4 separate regions of the Homo sapiens genome follow, and regions 2, 3 and 4 are each linked to region 1. A link is a contact called in ENCODE Hi-C or POLR2A ChIA-PET data. All regions are on one chromosome and are shown on one strand. The core of a region is the stretch at or near the end of the contact, and the rest is flanking DNA. Distances in the headings are between cores, read along the strand shown.

Evidence for each region. A loop is a pair of places that touch in the nucleus more often than their neighbours do. ChIA-PET counts read pairs that join two places held with the same protein, here RNA polymerase II (POLR2A). Pooled maps may share reads with other maps.
Region 2: a map of PC-9 shows a loop between it and region 1 (33-fold over the local background). The contact joins the promoter of HMGB3 here to the promoter of VMA21 in region 1. A Hi-C loop is called at or near these places in 8 of 168 maps with a recorded cell type or tissue (B cell, CD4-positive, alpha-beta T cell, CD8-positive, alpha-beta T cell and 5 more), 20 of 37 single-sample maps with no recorded cell type and 24 of 50 pooled maps. POLR2A ChIA-PET finds 5 or more read pairs at or near these places in 2 of 52 experiments (OCI-LY7 and WTC11).
Region 3: a map of B cell shows a loop between it and region 1 (33-fold over the local background). The contact joins the promoter of CD99L2 here to the promoter of VMA21 in region 1. A Hi-C loop is called at or near these places in 11 of 168 maps with a recorded cell type or tissue (B cell, CD4-positive, alpha-beta T cell, CD4-positive, alpha-beta memory T cell and 7 more), 18 of 37 single-sample maps with no recorded cell type and 24 of 50 pooled maps. POLR2A ChIA-PET finds 5 or more read pairs at or near these places in 4 of 52 experiments (AG04450, CD4-positive, alpha-beta memory T cell, HEK293 and 1 more).
Region 4: a loop to region 1 is called in a pooled map of heart left ventricle, with 2.3 times the contacts of the local background. The contact joins the promoter of FATE1 here to the promoter of VMA21 in region 1. A Hi-C loop is called at or near these places in 4 of 50 pooled maps.

What each region holds. Positions count from the first base shown.
Region 1 is chrX:151,395,912-151,398,611 of GRCh38, forward strand. VMA21 (vacuolar ATPase assembly factor VMA21) reads left to right here and starts at 1,295. Exons shown (of 3, transcript NM_001017980.4): 1 at 1,295-1,450. The coding sequence starts at 1,398. RefSeq lists a silencer at 1,136-1,295 and enhancers at 1,576-1,725, 1,786-1,845.
Region 2 is chrX:150,982,074-150,984,806 of GRCh38, forward strand. HMGB3 (high mobility group box 3) reads left to right here and starts at 1,262. Exons shown (of 5, transcript NM_005342.4): 1 at 1,262-1,303. RefSeq lists an enhancer at 276-971 and a silencer at 1,093-1,292.
Region 3 is chrX:150,897,252-150,899,951 of GRCh38, forward strand. It overlaps CD99L2 (CD99 molecule like 2), which reads right to left and starts at 1,417. Exons shown (of 11, transcript NM_031462.4): 1 at 1,271-1,417. The coding sequence starts at 1,337. RefSeq lists a silencer at 1,092-1,701.
Region 4 is chrX:151,714,773-151,717,472 of GRCh38, forward strand. It overlaps FATE1 (fetal and adult testis expressed 1), which reads left to right and starts at 1,263. Exons shown (of 5, transcript NM_033085.3): 1 at 1,263-1,453; 2 at 2,500-2,627. The coding sequence starts at 1,348.

The sequences.
Region 1 (2,700 bases), core at 45-2,544:
GTATTAGGTCGGCTGGCTCAGTTTGCCTACCCCAGAGCTAGATTCTCTTTGTACCCCAAGTTCTTACATTAGGTGGTTCTTACTCACCTAAAGGTCTAGATGAGGCCCAGATAGAGATTACTATTATTTTTATTAAATATTTTACAGTTTGTTTTTTAGAGACGGAGTCTTGCTATGCTGCCCAAGCTGCTCTGGAACTACTGGCCTCACGCAATCCTCCTGCCTCAGCTTCCCAAAGTGTTGAGATTACAGGCGTGAGCCAGCACAGTCAGCCCTAGAGGGGGATTATTCAGTTTGAACTAAAACCTGGACTTCCTGCTGCCCAGTCCATTGCCCTTTCCACCACTCTAAGCTGCTGGTTTAGTCATGATTTCAGATGTGGTCTTTGTATCCATGTGGTGCAGAAAATAGCTGTGTGGTCAGCGGCCCTTTCCAGGCGCTGACCATGTTAAGGGCTGTCCTCTTATTAGCAGCCAGTGGCAACTTAATTTTGTCAAGCCTGACTCCAGACTTACCCACCCTTTCGTTTTTACCTCTCTCGGGTTGCGCAGGCCCGGGAGGCCCATCTGTTCTTACTATTTGAGTCCCTGTTGTCTCATTGGCGGCTTTCTGAGCAGCTGCAAAATATGTTTTTAACTTTTAAGTGGAAGTTGGGGGTCACTGGCATCGAGTCTGGAACAGTCATTCTCAGCAAGAGCTCTTTGAACTCTGACATTCTCTAGTTTTACGGACTCGGGTGAGTGTTTTAACTCCTCCCAGCTGCCAAGGGCTTGACTTCCTACCACTGCGGGCAGTAATTAATGAGGCATTTATTTGCTCAAGTAGTGGCGAAATAATGCGCACTGCTTTTTTGTGTTGTCGTCGGCGGAATACGCTCAGTTGCCTAGCACCACAGCCCTCTGGCTGGTAGTCCCTCTTCGCGGCTCATATGCTCGGGTCTCCTTGCGGCCCCCAGCTCAGCGACCGAGACGCAGACGAGGACCAGTGTTCACGCGAGTTCAGGGGGCGGCGTAGCCGCCGCCCGCCCAGGAGGACCATGTTGCGCGGCAAGTCCCGGCTCAACGTGGAGTGGCTGGGCTACTCGCCAGGCCTGCTCCTCGAGCACAGGCCCCTCCTGGCAGGGCGCACGCCGCGGAGCCACCGCCGGTAAGTCATGTGAGCGCCCGCCCCCGCGCCGGCAACAGCCCTGCGTCGCTGCGGCGCGCCGCGCCGCGCCGCGCCTGCGTACTGTGGCCCGCCGCCCGGCGCGAACGGGCACTTCCGGCGCGAACGGGCACTTCCGGCGCGAACCGCTACTTCCGGTGCGAACCGCCTCGGCCGTTCCCTCGCGGAGCTTACTGAGCGCGGCCGCCGAGCCCAGCTCCGCCGCCGAGCGCCTGTGCCGGCACGGCTACACCATGGAGCGCCCGGATAAGGCGGCGCTGAACGCACTGCAGCCTCCTGAGTTCAGGTAGCCCTGAGCGGGGCCTGGACCGCGAGGCGGACTGGCCCCAGCCTGGAGCAGGGCTTGAGGGAAGGCCCTAGCTGAATGGGTGGGCGTGAGGTCTGGACCCCGGGGACCTGGCCTCAGGGAAGGGGGCGGGGAAAGCAGGTTGGAGCCTGAGACGTCTAAACTCCCGGCCCCGAACTTTCGCTCGGGAACAAGGGATCCGGGGTCATGGGGAATAGGTCAGTGGGCCTTCAGCTCATGCTCCTATCCTAGCACTTTCTCTCGCTGTGTCTATATTGCAGTCTCTTTCATTACCGCAGGGTCAGCCTTCTGAGGACAGGAATGCAGTCTCCTTCATCTCCGTGTTCCCTAGGGGGCCTGCATAGTCGGGGCTTAATAAATGTTTGCTGTATGAATGAAGGAGTAGAAGGGAATAGTCCCCTGGTGTGAGATTGCTTCACTTGGGGAATCAGTAAGATAGAGGCTGGTGACTGAGTTGAAGGAATGTATGAGAGAGCAGGTGGTTCTGGCCCACCCCAGTAGGCAAGGGAGTGGTGAGGGAGTTAGCTATCATTCGTTAAGACCTACTGTATGCCAGGCTCAGTGCACGTGCTTTACATACATTGTCAGAATTCTTAATTTCTCTAACTGCTTGATTTCCCAATTTTGAAGAGGATGCAGTTGAGGGTAAGTGACTTGAAACTGAGGGTGAGTGATTACAGAATTAGGCGACAAAGTTAGTATGTAATTGAAGCTAACGTTTGACCAAGCTCACTGACTCCAAAGCCCACGATCTTTGGAGCTCTGTGATGCCTTCTCTTTCCGACAGGGTCATTGTGAGTTTTTTTTTTTTTTTTTTAACTTTTATTTTAGGTTCATGAGTACATGCGCAGGTTTGTTATATAGGTAAACTGCATGTCACGGGGGCTTGGCGTACAGGTAATTTTGTCACCCAGGTAATAAGCATAGTACCCGATAGGCGTTTTTTCTGATTCTCTCCCTCCTCCCAGCCTCCACCCTCAAGTAGACCGCACTGTCTGTTGTTCCTCTCCTAGTGTCCATCTGTTCTTGTTGTTTAGTTCCCACTTATGAGAACGTGCAGTATTTGGTTTTCTTTTCCTGTCTTAATTTGCTTAGAATAATGGCTTCCAGCTCCAGTCATGTTGCTGCAAAGGACATGATCTCATTCTTTTTTATGGCTGCATAGTGTTCCATGGTGTATATGTACCGCATTTTCTTTATCCAGCCTCAATGTGGGTTTTTTTTTAATT
Region 2 (2,733 bases), core at 12-2,511, 410 kb before region 1:
CAACTGTCAATCTTTAAACTGCTCTTTTTCTCACCCTTTCATTCTTTCCAGGCAAGGGCCCTCAGATACTTTCTTTCCAAATAGGGCTGATACTTGCATTTGAAGTGGAGTATTTCTTCCTTGCGTGGGACTGTCCTATGCAATGTAGGATATTTAGTATCCCCGGCCGTTCCTTCCTCTTATTGAATTCCAGCAACACCTGCCAGTCATCCAGGCACCGGCCCCACGAATTTCAGAACATCCCTTACAGAAGTGACACTGCGGCTCCTATACTTTGAAAAACATTGCCTGAATCCCCAAAGAAGTGACTAGCTCAAGGCCATACCACCAGCCAATGGCAAAGTGGAGATCAAGTCAAATCCCATTCATTCATTCATTCACTCATTCATTCCCGAAGCTTTAATTCTTTGCTCTAGGGTGTGTCAGGAGAGCAGAGGGAATGAGGGCCTTGAACCGAGACAGTGAAGAGGGTAAGAAGAAAAGTGTTATTCTTTGCCCACAAAACTACAATTTCTCACAAATTCTCTGCTCTTGCCAAATTTTGTTTTCCTCTTTTAGCCCGTCGGTTCCGCAATTTCGGGCGCAAATAAAGACCTTCTGGCATTTAGTGGAAAGAGCCTAGTTGAGCACGATCCGCAGAAGCGGAATCAGGTGGCTTTCGGATAGGCAGCGAGATCCGAGGACTAAATCCCGAGGTCTTGGCGAGCAAGCAGCTGCCCTCCGCCAGGCATCGAGGAGCGAGCTGCCGCCGCGTTTCTGTCGCGGCGCCGCGGCCGAACCGGGTAGAGGTGGTCTACCATCGGCCCTTCGTGGTGGGCCCAGGGGTGTTTCCCCGGGCAGGGGAGCTGACTGCAGGCCAGGGGCGCCAAGGCCGCGGTGCGGTGGGAGCAGAGGGCAGCGCAGCGGGGCTGGACTTCATCTTCCCACGCCAGAGGCCGAGGCCTCCGGGAATCGCAGGGCCACCTCTTCAAAGCCCTTGGCGATCCCAGTTCTGTTCCCCGAGGGGGCTGGCGAGGTGGGCGGGGCGGGCAGGCGAGACTAGGTCTTTCCCTGTTTGGCCTCCGTAGCCGGCGCCGGCGGGTCGTTCTGTTTGAATGAATGATCCCAGCAGCCGCGCCCAATGGGCGTCCACGCCTGCTTAATATGCATGAGGCCCGCAGCCAATGGCCAGGCGAGGAGGCTGTTTTAAACGGCAGAGCCCGCTGGCCAATCAGGCGGCTCTCGTGGAGGCAGCTAGCGCGAGGCTGGGGAGCGCTGAGCCGCGCGTCGTGCCCTGCGCTGCCCAGACTAGCGAACAATACAGGTACGTCTCGCACCGCCCGCTCCCGCCGCCGCCGCCGCCGCCGCCGCCGCCGCCGCCGCCGCCGCCGCCGCCGCCGCAGCGCCCGCACAACTTTCCGGCCCGCGCCGCCGTGAGCGCGCCCTGCCGCCGCCTCCCCCTGCCTCTACTCCCCATTCCCTTCCCGCCCCCTCCGCCTTCCCTCCTGCTAGGCGGCCGGGAAGGAAGAAGCAATTCAGGTGTTTCAACTTTTCCAACGCGTTCCCCGAGCTCCCCGCTTTCGGGGGTCGGCCCCCTCGGCGGACGCCCGCCCGTGGCGGCCCCAGGGGCCGCAGCCGGGAACCCAGGGCCCCCGAGGCCAGATGTTTGGGCAGCTGCGGCTGCGGCGGCTGGGCGAGCAGAGGGGCGGCTGCGGGCTGTGGGCGCTGGGCGGCGGCAGCGGGAAGGGGGCCGGGAGTTCCCCGGCCCGCGACGGACTCCGCTGGGGAACGGGCGGCCGGTGCCCGCCGGGGGCTGCGCGGCTGGTGCCCGCCGGGGGCCGCCGCACGGGCAAACTTCGCTCCCGGGCTTGGCCCGGCGCCGCGCGGGCCCGCAGGCTACGCCGCTGGCTCTGCGTTAACATGGCCGTCGCGGAGCGCCCGGTGGCCCGGGGGGGCGCGGGCCGGCCGCCCCCCTCTCGCCTCCCGCCCGCCCGGCGCCGCCGCCGCCGCTAACATGGCTGGCGCGGCGCTGGCCTCCGGCGAGGGCAGGGGAGGCGGGCGGAGCGGTCGGCGGGGCGCCCGGCGGGCTCCGGCCTCGGCCCCGGCGCCCGCGGCCCGGGGCGGGCGGCTCGGAGGGCCGGGGGCGCCGCTGCGGGCCCTGGAGCGGCCGAGCGTCATGGCTGCACGGGCGCCTTTGTTATCCCGAGGAGTGCGCCCCGCGCCGGGGGGCGGGGAGGTCCGGCCCGGGCCCCCGAGCCCCCGGGCGGCCCGGGCGGGGCGGGGCGGGGCGGGGTGGGGGCCGACGGGCGGGCGGCGGCGGCGGGGCCCGGGCCGCTTTGTTCGCCGCTGTCGCCGCCGCCCGCGCCGGCCGCGCGCGGATCAGCCATTTTAGCGAGTGGGACTCCGAGGCGCGGCGGACGCCGCCACCAGTGCCGCGGCTGCCGCCGGCCCGGCCGCACACCCCCCGCGCACCGCCACCGCCGCCGCCCCCGGCCCCGCGCGTCCCCCGGGGATGACAGCGGCGGATTTCAGGGGCACTTTCTTTCATCAGGAGGCTTTTGACAAAATGGAAGGTGAATTACGGGTGTCCCGGTGACCCGGCACGGGGGCCGAGGCGGGCTGCCTGCTGCCGGCCGGGACTCCCCCGCTCCCGGTCCCGCCCCGCCCGGGCCGCCGCTGCGGGTCTCTGTTGGGCAGCCTCCTGGGCGGCTGCTGCCAAGGGGAGCTCTTTAGTTTTACATGATGACCTTGGGT
Region 3 (2,700 bases), core at 167-2,666, 500 kb before region 1:
ATTTCAATGTTGGGCTTGTTTTCTGCCCGGACCAGGATGTAAGCTCCATGAAGACAGTCTCAATTTTGTTCACTACCGCATCATCAGTTCCTAGAACAGAGCCTGGCACCTCTGCAGAATGTTAAATGGCTCTTCGTGAATCAACTCCAGGTGGGTTGCCCACATGAAAAACATTTCTGCATCTTTTGCAAAAGTGGCTTGGCTAGTACCATCCACTGTTTTCCAGTGTTCCTTTATGTGACATAAATCTTACTAGAACTCAGTACTAGGACAAAGTGTGTGTGTGTGTGTGTGTGTGTGTGTGTTTCCTGAGCTCACATATTTTCCACCAGCTGGGTTCGCTTCTATTGTCAGGAAGCTTGGAGCATAATTCACGTTCAATTACAGTGTTTCCCTTAATCCCTTTTTCTGATGGGGACATAGGATATAAATAAGTGTAAGAAGATTCTGTTGGTACATGTTTAAGACCCTATTTTTAACCACAGACTGCATTTATTCTACTAAGATGCTTCTCAAACTTGAATGTGCCAGAGAATCACCCGCGGATCTAGTTGAAATGCAGAATCAGACTCAGTAGGTCGGGGGCGGGGCGTGAGATGCTGCAGTTCTTACAAGCTCCCAGGTGATGCCTATGCGGCTGGGCCCTGGACCACATTTTGAGTAGCAGAGGGTCTAAGAAACGTGCTTCCTTGATTCAGCGGGATTTCTCTCTCCTGCTCCTTGGCAAAACATGACCAAAGTCTCAAAAACTGAAGCGGACGGCAGAAGCACCTAGAGAGCTGGTTAGACCTACGCCTCGCTGACCCCCCCCCCCCCCCCCCACAGCCCATGCCCGCTGTGATCCCGATGAAAGGGGCTAGGAATCCACCTAGGAAGTTCCCCAGGTGCTTCTGCTGTCGGTGGCCTCGCAGCAAATTTCGAAAATGACTGCTCTCTTCAAGGTTTTCTCAAAGGTAAACTCTTGGGGACAGCTGTTGTCACCAGTGGTACACCTGCTCGTTCAGGATTTTAGGGGGCCCATCCCGCTGTTTCCAGCCCAGCGTCAGGAGGGGACCCACCCCTCCTCTCCGGCTACTCCGACCGCGGCGGAGTCAACCCCCACGGGCCCGGGGCTCGGACCCCCGCCGCTCCGCCTCGCACAGCCGGGCCGGCCGGTGGCAGCCACCGCAGGCCCGAGAGGCGGGGACCGTGCCGCTCATGCGCAGAGCGACCCCTGGGCCCACAAGGCGGGGTCCCCGCGCGGTCCCCGCGCGCCCCCCGCCCGCCTTACCTCGCTGGACCAGGGTGGCCAAGGAGAAAGCGAGGCAGACAAGGAACGCCGAGCGCCAGGCCACCATGGCTGGGAGCAGGCGGAGGGCCCCGGAGGAGCACAGTTAGCGCGAGAGCGCCCGAAGGGGAGGCCGAGGAGGAGCGGGAGGAGGAGCCCCGCCGCCTCTGCAGGGTCCCGCCCAAAGCCCGCGCGCGCGCGCGGCGCGGCCCCGGGAAGATGGAGGTCGGGCGCGCTAGAGAGCCGGCGCCTGAGGGCGCCTGGGCTGGGGTTAGGCCGGGGGGCGGGGCGAGGCTGCAGTATCGGGGGCGGGGCCGCGTTCTGGAGGCGGGGCTCCGGGCGAGGGGCGTGGCCTGCGGGCACCCGGTGGGTGGGGAGGCCTGGGTTGGGTTGGGCTGGGTCCAGCGGCAGCGCGCGGTCCGCAGACCCTGTCCCACCTCGGTCCTCGAGACCGAAGTCTCGGAGGTGGCCCCGCGGACCTGGAGCAGTGAGTCACCAGTGCCGGGGAGCGGGAGGCGGCAGCGCCGGTGGGCGCCGATTTCCTCCCGGGTGACCTTGAGAAGGGCTCTTCCCCTTCTGGCCTTGGTGTTCTCCCGGTGAAGGGTTGTTCCCTTGGGGCCCCTCCAGACACCGTCCAGCACGGAGCCCCGCACTCTGTCCCCACCCGCTGTTCCCTGCAGGAGTGAAACCCTGGCCGGAGACTGAAGAAAAGGACCGTTTTCGTGACTGGCTGCGGTCAACAAGCAGTGACACGTCTCGAGAAAACGAGGCCGGGGGCGCCCGGGTGGGCGACAGGGGAGGATGGGGGCGTCCCGGAGCCGAAGCGCCGCGGGCTCGGGAGACTGGGGGTAGGGACTGGGTCAGCTCTCCCGAGGCTTTGATGAATGCGCTGAAAGTGCAAGTTCATATCTGCAGAGTCGATCTCAAAAACGTGCTTAATGACCGACAAACGCGCTGCAGTCCTTTCCCATGAACCCCCGCAAACGGAGTCCGTCTCCCAGACCCGAAGAAATCAGATTCCGATACGATACTGTGCCGACCAGCAAAATGCCCGCTGCAGCAGTTGATGGGAACGCTCCCTAGAAGAGCCCCAGCTGCAACCGGCTCTCGAAGACAAAGAGGAAGCGCTACTGCTCTCCGGAGTGGTAGCGTGAGCCTGTCCCTGCCATTATGCGGCACCGGCTGCCCAGGGCCACATCCTCCTTAGAGGGCGGCTACTACCACCTCCCCTCAATATCCATTCGGCAGCTTTCCTGTGCCCCCAACCCAGCCCTCGCTGCCATAGGCACCCCCCTCAGTGGCTCCCACCAACCCCTAAGGAACAGTGGGGTGTGGGGTCTCCCTGAGATGGAGCCGAAATCTCCCGTGTGGCTTACATCCATTGCCCTGAATCTTAGGGCTGCAGAAACAAAACAGCATATGAGGAGTGGATC
Region 4 (2,700 bases), core at 13-2,512, 320 kb after region 1:
TCCTTCCTTCCTTCCTTCCTCCCTTCCTTCTTCTTTTCCTCCTTCCTTCCTCCTCTTCCTCCCACCTGGCCCAGGGGCTCTGGGGGAAGAAGAGGCTATTTGTAAAAGGAACCTTATATAAACCTGTCCTGATTCCTTTTACAAATAGCCTCCTATTCCCCCAGGGGCTCTGGGGTTGTTTCCTAGAATGAAGGGTTCACCACAGGTAGTTGTAGCAATCAGGGTTTTCCAGAGAAACAGAACTGATAGGATGTATATATGTATGTATGTATGTATGTATGTATGTATGTATGTATGCATGTATGTATGTATATATCTGCATATGCACAAGTATATAGAAATTTATTTTAAGAAATTGGCTTATGCGATTGTGGGGCTGACAAGTCTGAAATGTGCAAGGCAGCCCTGCAGGCTGGCAACTCAAGGAAGAGTTGACATTGCAGTCCTGGGGTAGAATTACCTCTACTTTGGGAAACCTCAGTCTTTGCTCTTCAGGCCTCTCAGCTGATTGTGTGAGGCCCACTCACATCATCGAGGATGGGTCTCTACTTTATTTCAAGTCCACTGGTTGTAGATGCCAACCACAGCTACAAAATGCCTCCACAGCAACACCTAGACTAGGGTTTGATGGAGTCACTGGGGACTAGAACCTGGCCAGGTGACACATAAACCTGACCATCACAGTGGTCTAATCAGTAGGGAAGCTGAGGGAGAACTGGGACTTAGAAGGTGCAGGGCCTGAGGCCCCTGGGGGTTCTAGTGGCTGCAGTCAGGTCCCACCTCTCTTGCCCTTCTCTCCCTTTGTTATGGCTCCTGCCTAGGCTGACCTACTTCAGGAAAAGGCTACCTCCCGTGTCTGGGGACTCTGGATGGGGGAGGTAGGATACGCTCTCCAGAGAATCCCTTCTGAAGGTGTGGTATGGCCTGGATTGCTAGCACCTAACTCTGTTGTGGCCACTGTTGGCTCTCGGACCCTGTGCCAATCCCTGTTTCTTCATAGAAATGATGGAGGGTGGACCCCACCCTTCTCCCCATGGGCTAAATATGGAGATTCATGAGCCAGAGCAGTTCTCACAGGCAAAGGCACGGAATTGTATCTCTTCTCCTAAGTTGCTTACAGAGTAGCAGAGGAGAAGGCCACTGACCTAGCCAGCAAGATACAATAGAAACAGAAAGTACTGTGTCCAAGGCCTCAGCCTAGAGAGGGAGTCTCACTCCACCCCCAGATCTGACTATATCTTCCTTGAGCTCCTGTTTCCGGAAGAGGTGATTTTCTGAGTGTGACTCCTCTGTTCCTGGCACCCTGTGCATCCTTAGCCATAGCTTACAAGAGAACAGCTGGTTGTGATGGCAGGAGGCCCTCCCAACACCAAGGCGGAGATGGAAATGTCCCTGGCAGAAGAACTGAATCATGGACGCCAAGGGGAAAACCAAGAGCACCTGGTGATAGCAGGTGAGGATCCCCTAAAATACCCCTAGGCTACAGCCAACTGTGTAGATACGTGTCTATACCTGTGCATGTGTGTGTTGGAAAAGGTGCATGTGTGCACGGAAGTGTTTGCACATCTGTGTGTTGGCCGGGCTTCGAGGATTTGTGGGTTGATGTAAGGGAGCTAGGGGAAAAGGGATAGATGATGTGAGCATTTTTCCCTGGGAGGGAGGAGGATGGGAACAACATGTGTAGTACCTCTGTCTCCCCCTTATCCAAGCCACCACAGTCTCTGTTGCAAAATACTCAGAGGGCTCAAATTATGAGACCAGAGATCAATTCTCTCTCCCAATCCTCCAATTCATTTTCCTGCCATTTGGAGGAAAATCCAAATTCCATGATCTATAAGATTGTATCAGCCTCCTCAAAACGTTTCATGCTATGATATAGACAGAAAATACCATTTCTATAGCACACAAAGGGATCCAGATCACATTGCATTTATGTTTGTTCTTACGATGCTCCAAGCCTGCTTCTTCCCCCAAAGACCTTGCATTTGCTGTTTCCTCTGCCTGGAATGCTCTTTCCCTCAATTTCCCAGGGCTGGGTCCTTTTTTTCCTTCAGGTCCCCACCTCAATTGCTGTCTCCTACTTTTCTAGGAGGAGCCCTTTCCTTCCACTATGTTACCCTGTTTTGATCATTTATGGAGCCTGCATCTCTCTGTCTGCATTTGCAAGGATAGATTGCTTTCTGTTTTACACCTGTCATTCCCCCTTATACACAAACAGATGGTCAGTTCCTTGATAGCTGGAATCTTGTTCTTGGTCATTGGTCTCTAGGTTACTGGAGAGTAACCTAGTCTCGAGCTCAGCCCTCAGGAAATTCCGGTTTAACTTTTGAACAGATGAACAAACTGAGACCTGGGATCAGCTGATGGACAGTGGTTAATGGGTGCTGAGTGATTCCCAAGAAAGCTGGAGACTCTGTCTTCTTTTTGGTGTGTTTTGTGCCCAAGAAACCCTGGTGCAACTTCTATGGGTGCTCCTGGAGCTTCTGTTCTTCTCTCTAGAAATGATGGAGCTTGGATCTCGGTCCCGGGGTGCCTCCCAGAAGAAGCAGAAGTTGGAACAAAAAGCTGCTGGCTCTGCTTCAGCCAAACGAGTTTGGAATATGACTGCCACCCGACCCAAGAAAATGGTACTGTATGGGGTCCTCAGCACTTGGTGGCCAGGTTGGGGTTGGGAGTACTGGTTGTAGGGGCTCTAGCCTG